Regions from separate parts of the Homo sapiens genome. Here region 2 is linked to region 1. A link is an interaction called in ENCODE POLR2A ChIA-PET data of the cell type or tissue named here. Cell type or tissue: PC-9. All regions are shown on one strand. Each heading gives the region's core, and the rest is flanking DNA. Links, peaks and the distances in the headings are about the cores only. Region 1 overlaps TENT2 (terminal nucleotidyltransferase 2). Region 2 has its middle 83 kb from the start of LINC01455.

Region 1 (5,380 bases), core at 259-5,258:
ATAAGATTAGTCATATGTTGTTAATTGTTATGGTCATATGTTGGCAATTGTTAAAGTGGGCAACATAAGGATTTATGATACGTTTTTCTCTCTAGTATATGGTTTGATATTTTCCATAATAAAAAGCTAAAAAGAAAAGTGTCCAAGTTTGTAACAAATGTGAAAAAGATCTCCAGTAAAAGTGGCTAACATAAAATTTTACATGATACTTGAAGGATTAAGTTTTACTGACCTAGAGCAGGGTTGGCGAACTATTTAGGCCAAGTATAGGCAGCAAGCTAAATAATTTCTACTTTTAGTCATTGTTAAAAAGAAAAGAAAAAAGAATATGCAACAGAGGACCTACATAGCCCACGTGCCTAAATATTTACTATCTGGCCCTTCTGCCAACCCCTGATGTAGAGAATCAGGCAGATCAGATCAACATAATCCTAGAATTCACCGTAGGTACTCAGTATTTGTTGAATAGCAAAATAAATTTCTTGGCTGGGCAAGGTAGCTCACGCCTGTAATCCTAGCACTTTGGGAGGCCAAGGTGGGCGGACTGCCGGAGCTCAGGAGTTCAAGACCAGCCTGAGCAACAACGGTTAAACCCTGTCTCTACTAAAATACAAAAAATTAGCCAGGTGTGGTGGCATGCACCTGTAGTCTCAGCTACTCCGGAGGCTGAGGCAGGAGAATCGCTTGAACCCTGGAGGCAGAGGTTGCAATGAGCCGAGATCGCGCAACTGCACTCCAGCCTGGGCAACAGAGCAAGACTCTGTCTCCAAAAAAAAAATTCCTTCACAATGCCCAAGTGAAATGTTATTATATTTATAAAGTTCTTTCATCTGAATGACCTTGTTAATGTAGAAACAGTCACATGTTAAAAAATTTACAATGACTGGAAAATATGAAATTCCATATTCTTGTTCCTCTCCATTTTTTACATGCATGGAAACACTTTTTCTTTCCCAAGGACTACTATAATGGAGATTTAATGAGTTTTTATGTGAAAGAATTTTCGTCATTATCTACCCATTAACTTGGGGATTCACATTATCAAATCATATTACTTTACCCTAGAACAAACATTGAGAGTTCAGATGAGACAAAAAGAGAAATGCACATATATGTTGAAACAACATTTCTGGTGCTTTAATTTAGAGAAATATTCCAGGAGATGGCTCACTGTTGTTATAGTTCTTAAAAAAATAGAGAGGAGGAATGTATAATATGAAATATCCTTGGCTAAAAATCATATACGATTTAGATCATATATGTAATAACAAGCTGACCATGCATAATGGCACTCCAAAAATATTCTTTAATTCTGGGGTAAATTTTTCCTAATTTTTAGTTTAAAAAAACTATTCCAAGCCAGGTACAGTGGCAAATGCCGGTAGTATCAGCTACTGAGGAGGCTGAGGCAGCAACATAGCTTGAGCCCAGGAGTTCAAGAATAGCCTGGGTAACTTAGTAAGACCCCATCTCAAAAAAAAAAAAATCCCTCCAACAACATATATATAAAGTGGATTATTCTTAAACTTGTCTAAATCACTACAATATTATCTGCTTAGGCTACCTACCAAGATCTATCATTATAAAATTAACTGCTTAGGCTATCTACCAAGATCTATCACTATAAAATTAATTAGTCTATTTCTCACTACACAAAAAATTTACTTATACGTAGCCTAAAATATTAAAATAAATATTTCTGGCCAGGCGCAGTGGCTCACATCTGAAATCCCAGCACTCTGGGAGGCCAAGGCGGGCAGATCACTTGAGGTCAGGAGTTCGAGACCAGCCTGACCAAGATGATGAAACCCCATCTCTACTAAAAATACAAAAAAATCAGCCAGTCATGGTGACAGGTGCCTGTAGTCCAAGCTACTTGAGAGGCTGAGGCCGGAGAATCACTTGAACCTGGGAGGCAGAGGTTGCAGTGAGTCAAGACCACACCACTGCACTCTAGCCTGGGCAACAGAGCAAGACTCCATCTCAAAAAATAAAATAAATAAATAAAAATAAATATTTCTTCCAAATGTGAATGTTCATTTTTCCTAAAAAATATTGTAACTTGTCCTCAAAGTCAAGGTCAAATTAAATACCAATAAAATTGCCATTGTCTGAAGTCAACACAAGCCATAAGGACACGTGAAGTGCTGGCTGGGATTCAGAAAGTTTTTTTTTTTTTTTTTTTGAGACGGAGTCTCACTCTGTTGCCCAGGCTGGAGTGCAGTGGCACGATTCGGCTCACTGCAAGCTCCGCCTTCCAGGTTCATGCCATTCTCCCGAGTAGCTGGGACTATAGGCGTCCGCCACCAGGTCCAGCTAATTTTTTTTTTTTTTTTTTTTTTGTATTTTTAGTAGAGACGGGGTTTCACCATGTTAGCCAGGATGGTCTCGATCTCCTGACCTCGTGATCTGCCCGCCTCGGCCTCCCAAAGTGCTGGGATTACAGGCGTGAGCCACTGCACCCAGCCCCAGAAAAGTTTTTATATGTACCAATATATAAAGCTCTCACATGGTATTTAACACTGTATAACCTTCACATGGTATACTCAGCAGTTCACCACCTGTCCCTGATAGCTGGGCCCTTGAGTAAAAGAAAGTGGAAAAAAAAAAAAAAAAAACTTTTTAGCCTGGCACAGTGGCTCATGCCTGTAATTCCAGCACTTTGGGAGACTAAGGTGGGTGGATCACCTGAGGTTGGCAGTTCGAGACCAGCCTGACCAACATGGAGAAACCCCGTCTCTACTAAAAACACAAAATTAGCCGGGCATGGTGGCGCATGCCTGTAATCCCAGAACCGTTTGAACCCAGGAGACGGAGATTGCAGTGAGCTGAGATCAAGCCATTGCACTCCAGCCTGGGCAACAAGAGCGAAACTCTGTCTCAAAAAAAAAAAAAAAAAAAAAAAAACTTTTTAGCTGGAAATACCGAGACCTAATCATATACTACAATGTAAATTTTTTTTGCCTAAGTGCTATCTACAAACACAATCAGCAATGAGCTTTCAAAATGGGAGAAATAAAATTAAACTATGGTCCAGAAAACAGGTCATTATAGCATATAAACATTGCAATAAAAACTGGCAATTTCTCAGGCTCTCTCATTGCCTTAATCTTTGTTACGTGTAGCTATAGAAAGAGCTGGTATTAATTTTCTGAGGAAAATAAAGCCAGATGTGTAATAAAAGTTTAAATTCATTCTTCACAGTCAATTCCCTTTCCCATCAAATTAAACAATTCTGAAACAAAATAGAACTAGAAAAATGTCATGCCTAAAACAACCCACTTCTTGTGTGTTAAATTACTATGTTTTTGTGTAAGGACAAAGTTGGAGTATTCTTAATTTATAAACTGGTGGGTTGAGAAGGCAGTTTGGATTACTGATTGTTTTCCCCCTGAAGTCTGATTACTTTAGGCGCCTACTATTACCTGAACTTGGCCAAAGAATTGCCCAAAAAAGAAAGATAGGAAAAAAACAAGTTTTTATTTGATCTCTTTTGTCTGAGTTCTCTCTTAGGTGTTCTATGTAAATTTATATCTCAGTGGTTTTTGAATTTTTCTGACAAACACATAAATTAAAAAGACAGAGTCCTTTAGAGATCTGTAAGATAACTATCCCCAAACTGTTCTTCCAAGGATGCCAAGAAGCTCCATAAAATTTGCCCCTTCTCAAATTTAACATTACACAGGGAATTTAACAATTCTTTAATAATTGTCTTTTTATTTTACAATCAATACCAAGAAAAACCTCAGCCTAACCTCATTTCAACTCAAAATTCAAAATCAAATAAGTCAATTCACATAATACCTTCTACTAACCAGAAATTTCAAAGAACAATTTAATACTGTAGATGGAATTCAGGGGCTTAGATAACTGATTACATTCTCATTTTTGTGCAGAAAACCATATATTCTTCTAAAACCTAGAGTAAAAACAAAAGTTAAAATTCAGGAATAACTCAGATTTCTACTTTAAAGAGTTGTTAACACAGTAACTTAAAAAAGACAAAAAAAACTCATGAAAAAATTTAAACTCAGAGGGTATTCATTTTCAAAATTCAATTCTTTATGTTTATCCTCAAAGTAGTTAAAAAAACTTCTAACAAAATCTTTCCCTGGAGCTGGCAGATTCAGCTGACTGACTCACTATTATTATTAATGAATTCATTATTACCAATCTTAAGTGAGCCCTCTATACTACCCAGAAAATGTTTCAAACCTTCTGCACTCTGTTTCTCTGGTCAGTTTGATTCCCTACATTCAGTAAATGGTATTTCAAACATTCTCCACTATTCTCAAACCTCTGATATCCTACTTTATCTTCTCCAGTCTCAACAGATTATCTTGCATAGTAATTGAGAGAGAAAACGGGAAGATGCCATTCAACTCTGGAAACTCCACTAACTTCTCCCTACCGTATCTACAAATTTCCCTGTATCTATACCTATCCTCTCCTCCTATCAGCCAGTTCAAAAAAGTTTTTCTCTTACCTAAGGCCAATCACTCCACCTATACACAGGACTCATTCCCCTTCCACCTTGTGGGAAACCTTATTCATGATTGTTCTTTTCTTTCCAGAGTGGTCAACCTCTTTCCTCTCTATGAATCTTCCCCACAAACATTTATTTGTGACCAGAGTTTCTCCCACCTTACCAAAAAAAGCCTGTCCTAACTTCACACCTTTTGCTCCTCCCTTTCACTGCCAAATGTCCCAAAACAGTTGTGTATAATCTTAGTTTGCATTTGTTCTCCTATTCTTTCCTCAACCGATTTCAACGAGTCTTGGACATAGACTCTCTTCCTGGGGCTTCAATTACCATCTGTATGCTGATGATGGCCAAATACACATTTCTAGCCAATGAATAACCTCTGAATTCCAGATCTATACACAGTATATTCAACTATCAATGCTAAATATCCACTCTGATGCTTCAAAAGCTTCTTAAAGGCACATGTCCACAGACTCATGAGTCAATCCCTATTAAGCACACATATAAATCTTCCTCCTCTTCCATTCTATTCTGTCTCAGCAAATGAGGCCACCAGCTGTAGAAGCCAGAAACTTGAGTGTAATCCTCAAAACCTTCTTCTCAATCGAACCCAATGGTTTTCAACTAGGGCAATTTTGCCCCAGAGGATGACTGGCAATGTCCATAGGCATTTTGGGCTGTCACAACTGGGGATTGGTGGCAGGAATGCTACTAAATGTAGTAGGGTACACAGGACAGCCCCTCCACACCAAAGTAAGCTGGCCTAAAATGTCGATATTGTAGAGGCTTAGACACTGTAATCTAATATATCATCAAATGTTATGGATTCCACCTCTAAAATACAGCTTAAATCCATCAATTTCTCTTCATCTTAACTACTAGCATTTCCTAATT
Region 2 (5,380 bases), core at 161-5,160, 220 kb before region 1:
CCACCATGTCTGAAGTCTGTGCCCATTCACTTCTCTTCGTCATCCTCTCCGCATCATTTGTCACTGTTGACTACAACCCTCCCTGAAGTTCTTCCCTTGGTTTCTGTAGTGGATAGTCACTGTCTTGGTTGTGTCAATTCTACCTTCTTCTGGGAGCAGCACCCCAGTGTTCCTCTAGGGAACCAACCCTCTCCCACCCTCAGCATCCCATTTTCAGTGTCCAGGTTGAGGTGCTGCTCTCTCCAAGACCAGCAAGTCAGAGCTGAGTGTGGCTTCACATCCGAGCATAGCCACCTCTTGGCCCCAGAGATTGGCTCAGAGGTGAGCATGTAATGGCAACCATTGGAACTGTTTGTTCCTCCTGCGGCAGAAGATAGAATGGAGTTCCTGACTGCTATTTTGTCACCATAAAGAGAAGAGTCCTGAGCCAACAGAGGAAAGTAGAATACAGCGTAGGAGTAAAAATAAGTCTCAATGTCTTTGAGCCACTGAATGCGTCTGAATGTGGACTACCCTGGACTTACCAGTTATATGAGGCAATATATCTCTTTTTTTATTAAACCAATTTGAATTGTTTCTTATCACTTGCAAAAAAAAGTCTTGACAAATTATGGTTATGATGATCTGCAGTATCTCAGATTTCCACCTACATTCTCTTTCTCCTTCATTGGTTTTTTATTCTCCTCCTATCTCATGCATGGGATCCTGATGCTAATGATAGAAATTTCCATTGCAGAATACTTTATCACTCGCAACTTACCTGTCCACAGCCCTCACCAGCATTCACATTCTTCCATATTGAACACACCAATTCTGAAGCTTCAATTCTTATTTCTATATAACAAACCAAATTGTCACCTCCAATTCCAACTTCTCCACAAATGCCTGCCCTCATTTTTCTAACCACCTGCCACTCATCATCAGAATCCCACCAATACTACCGACTTACCTAAAGTCTAATTCTTCCTTCACAATTTCTCTTTTTCCAAATCCATTGCTCTTTCTGATTATTCTAATTTTGATCCAGGTATTAACACTTTCCAGTTTCCTCTGGTTTAAAACCCTAGGGTTATCTTTAATCACTCTTTCTCTATACCTCCCAGTTCAGCCCCAAAACACACACAGTTGCGAAGTCCTTTTGAGTTGATTTCTGGAATGCCTTTTCTCTGTTCCCCCACCCTATCCTCACCACCATTATGTCCTGATTAGGGACTTTAACTTCCTTTATGTAGATTCTAGTCTGCTACTGTGGCCTCACTCCTCCCTGCCCAGCAGCCCGGGGTATTCCTATAGGGCAGTTCCGAGTCCATCAGGCCTCTGCTCCAAACGTCTTGAATGGCGGGCTCCTCACTGACACGCAGGCCCTCAGGGTTCTCGCCGTCTGCTTATTCCCTACCTGTTCCCTCTCTTCAGGGGCTTCTCTCTCAAGGGTGGCTGCCTTTCCCTCTCTCATGTTTTATATGTGGAGCTCTGACACCTAGAAATCGCCCCCAGTCCCACTCCCCATCTCTATTGAAATTCCAGCCACTTTCACCCCAGGCTAAAGGTCATCTCCTTTCCTCTAGTGACCAGATAGGGAAGTACAGCATAGATGGCAGCACAGTTTGCGAGCATCAGAGCTGGTCATCCACAGATGCTCACACTGGTGCCAACCCAAGGTGAACACTCTAAGTGTGTGCTGAACAAGGTGAGCACTCTACGTGTGTGCTGTAGCCTTGGCTCGGTCCTGTCACCCTCCCACCTATGACTCACACCTGGGTCAACGTGCTTCTGACTCCCATTGAGTCAGAGAGCTGACACATGCGTGGCAGTAGGGGGCTCTACACCATCTCTCGGGCTGGAACTAAAGCAAACCAAAATGGAACAACCAGAAAGCTTAGTCAACATGCATGTGATATCCTGCAATATCCTGCATTGAGGTTCAAATTGTGAATTCAGTGGTGTGGAATGGGGGAGGCTAGGTGTTCTGGGGAGGACTTAGGCTTTTGGGAGTTTGGGTGGACTCTGGGCTCTGCATGAACCAGCAGAGGGCCAGAGCTGCCAAGAGAGTGAATGTCATCAGAGGCTTTGTGAACAAAAGGTGGTATGCGGAGCAAGGGAAATGGCAGCCCCCTTTTGCCCATCCACACTATCAAGGATTGAGGTCTGATCCAGGCAGCTCATGTCAAGAAGGAATGGACCAACTGCAGCCAGCCTCAGGCAGGATCACGGCCATGACCCAGTGGGTCAGGAAACCAGAACAACTGAGGCACAGGTAGAATACTGGGCTGAAAGGAAGACTTGGCAGGGACATGAGAGCTGTCTTCAAACATTTGGAGGGTGTCTTCTGCTTTCTAAAAGGAGTTAACCTTTGCTATGTAGCTAAGGAAGGTGGAGTTAGGGTCATTGGATAAGAACTGTAGAGGGGCATTTTAGCTTAGGAACAGGAAAAAGGTTTTGAATGCAAATATGTTCATTATATATACGCTGTGGGATTTGGGGGGGAATTTTTACCTTTTTACTTTATTTTTCCTATGAATTGTTCTTCTGATTTATAGATGTATGTGTTTTGTACTGAAGGGGACTTGGGTTGTTTTTGACTGGCCAGAGCCCATTGCCCCTTCTGGTCTCAGTCCCCAGGTTTTGTTTTGGGGAGCAGCCCCATCCCTACTCTCAATGATTTGGGTGGAGCTGTGTCCGCTGTCTGGCCCCAGGGGTGTTTCTGTAGCAGGCCTGGTCCATTCGTGTCCTCCATCCCTGGCCACAGTGATTAGTCTAGGCATCAGCCCTGACTCCAGCTGGCCTGAGAGTTGCCCAAGGCTAGCAGGAAAGAGCTGCCCTCTTCCGCCTGGGTTGCTGAGCAGACAGGAGCTTTGGGCAGGTGGTGGCTGTCTTGCCTTCACAAGGGGAAAGCCTGCCTAACAAGGAAGCAACACCTGAGGGAAGCAAAGCTGAGAGATTCAGAGTAGATGTCATTTGAGCCCCTACATTCAGTCTCGACTGAAGCCAGGACTATTTTCTGAACATTTCAGTGCTATGAGGCACTCAATTACCTTTACCTTTTTTGCTTCAACCAGGTTGTCAATTTCCTGTCTCTTATAACCAAAGAAGTCCTGATGGATATCGACAGATACAGACTTTGTCTATCATTTGTCTTTGGGATGCTGACCTGTCTGGCAATTGAATGACTACAGATACTGAAGAAAGGTCATAAAACCACTGACAGTTTAGGATCCCATAAGGGACCCTGGATAAGTTGGCCTTAGATGGCCTTTCAGATTCTGAGAATCTGTTCCGGACTCATCTGTGAATGCTGCTTCTCCTCTTTCTAAAACATCTTGTCCCCTTTGCAAAGCTCCCTTCCCTTTGGGAGCATCTCACATTCTACCCTGGGCCGGAGCTCCTGATGCCACCTCCTGTCTCCCCCATTAGATCATGACCATTTTGAGTAAATGTGATGGTAAGTTTTGCTTCTCAGCTCAATTAGTGTTAAGAAAAGGAAGGGAGGGAGGAAAGAAGAGAAAGGAAAAAAAGCAGAAGGAAAAGGAAGGCAAGAAATTTACTTTTTATGGTATTTTAAGCGCTTAATTGTGATGCTTCATCCAGTCTCAATCAAATTCTTGATTCATAATTCCTCCCTGTTGTGTTTGCTTCCTTTAAAATTCAAAATGCTCATCATTTTTTAAAAATAAAGTCTATGGATGATAGTGTTATTTAGCAAAGACGGCTTGTATTGGAAGGTTTCATTCTAAACTCCAGTTCCACCCTCTCTTGACTTGTTCTTCTTACTTACCTCTCTATTTTCTGGTGATTTTGTTAATTTCCTTAATAAACCTTCTTTATCAATGAAGTGGTCAGACCCGCAGGTACTTGAATCATAATGGTATATCTAGATAATTGCAGAGGATCCTTCCAGAAGTTTTTAGACAAGGGACACTATTGTCTTGTCTTACTTCCCTAAGGAAAATCAGATAATGAGATAATCCTCCCCAGCAAGTCACAGAAGGAAATAATCTGCCTATGATGAGGCTTCTCTGTTTTCTTTACCTGAGACTCGCCAAAAACAAAAATTAAATATATACATATATATATACACCCTAAACACCTTCTACCTTTCATTGCCTGGAAGGTTTTTCTGTCTAGACATTTCTTCAGCAGTTACAATGGTGCTGAGTGTAATTGTGGCAGGGCCAGCTGGCCCAGACATCCTTAAAGGGGCCTCTGCATTGCAGTGTATTTAAAATAGTTGTCACTGCCTCAAGTGGATGAGATTTCTGAGAGAGTAATGCTGTTTGCTCATGCATCCAAGCATTTGTATTTAAATGCTTATTGAGAACCCAAGGTGTACAGCACTCCATTAAACCCTGCGGGAGAAGATGCCAAACACGGGGCCCCATCCTTGCTCTCCAGGAGTTTATCATCTAATTAGAGAGACAGGACACAGTGCACACACAAACTCTCTTTTCGGTTGAGGACCTGAAATCCGAGTGTCTCAACCCTGGCCAATTAACGTCAGCTAAAGAGATTTAGAAACAATATTGGATGTCTGAGCCTCACCCCAGACAATTACATGAGAAATGTCTGGATAGATCCCACGCGTTAGTTTTTTAACTGCTCTGCCCCATGCAATTCTAAGCTGCAATCAGATGTGAGAAATGTTGGCCTAAATCCCACCTTTCCTTAAAGATAGGGATCAGTTTGCTCTCCCTGATTTCCCCAATCAGAAGGAATATTACTGATTGATTTTCAAAGGTCCCAGTGCTTCCATCAAAGAAACACACGGGAAACCTCAAACCAAGCCCTTGTCCCCCGACATCTCAAGGGGGAGGAGAACACAGCAGGAAAGTCCGTACCCTGCAGCCCCAGCCCACACCTGGAAGGTTTCTTTACTCGGTGTTGATTAAAGGCAAGGTCCCATCAGCCAGGCTCTGGTGATGCCAGAGAATTTAAAAGGCCACTGTCAACCCAAACACAGTTCAACTCTGAGACCAGCCATATTTCTTGGAAGCCCCTTGGCTTACTGCAAAGTATCTATGTTCGTAAACTTGGGGTCCAGTGGTTATCTGACCCCAAATGAGACAGATGTCTCACTTCATAAGACTGGAATCTTCTGGAAGCAACAGAGGTTGGCTTAGATTTTCTCCTCTTAGGCCTCCAAATTTGGACCATATTCCTGTCCAATGCAGGTGCAGCGTCCCGGCTAATGAGGCAAATTGGACCCTGCGTCCCAGAACAGACATTCCTAGGCACTGACGATGGCTGCCTGGCTGGGAGATGCAGCTTAGTCTTGATGAAAGTTGTCTTTTATTTCCCTTTGTCTGAGTGAGCCCATCCAGTCAGCACTAATCCATTTGTCCAAAGGATTCTAACTTAATCGCCAGCACTTGCGGCCAAAGCCTCT

Evidence for each region. Peaks named below come from ENCODE experiments on the same cell type or tissue, not always from the same donor. Only the 100,000 strongest peaks of a DNase experiment are listed, where the experiment ranks them.
Region 2: POLR2A ChIA-PET joins it to region 1 with 19 read pairs; 2 of 35 experiments call an interaction of 5 or more read pairs at or near these places.

What each region holds. Positions count from the first base shown.
Region 1 is chr5:79,630,960-79,636,339 of GRCh38, reverse strand. All of the region lies in intron 4 of TENT2 (terminal nucleotidyltransferase 2), which reads right to left. Among named protein-coding and RNA genes, the nearest start is that of TENT2, 21 kb to the right of the region's middle. In PC-9, for the core only: no CTCF peak of the experiment used is centred there; no DNase peak of the experiment used is centred there; H3K27ac peaks cover 560 bases.
Region 2 is chr5:79,850,615-79,855,994 of GRCh38, reverse strand. No RefSeq gene overlaps it. Among named protein-coding and RNA genes, the nearest start is that of LINC01455, 83 kb to the left of the region's middle. In PC-9, for the core only: a CTCF peak has its summit at 1,786 (motif pointing right); no DNase peak of the experiment used is centred there.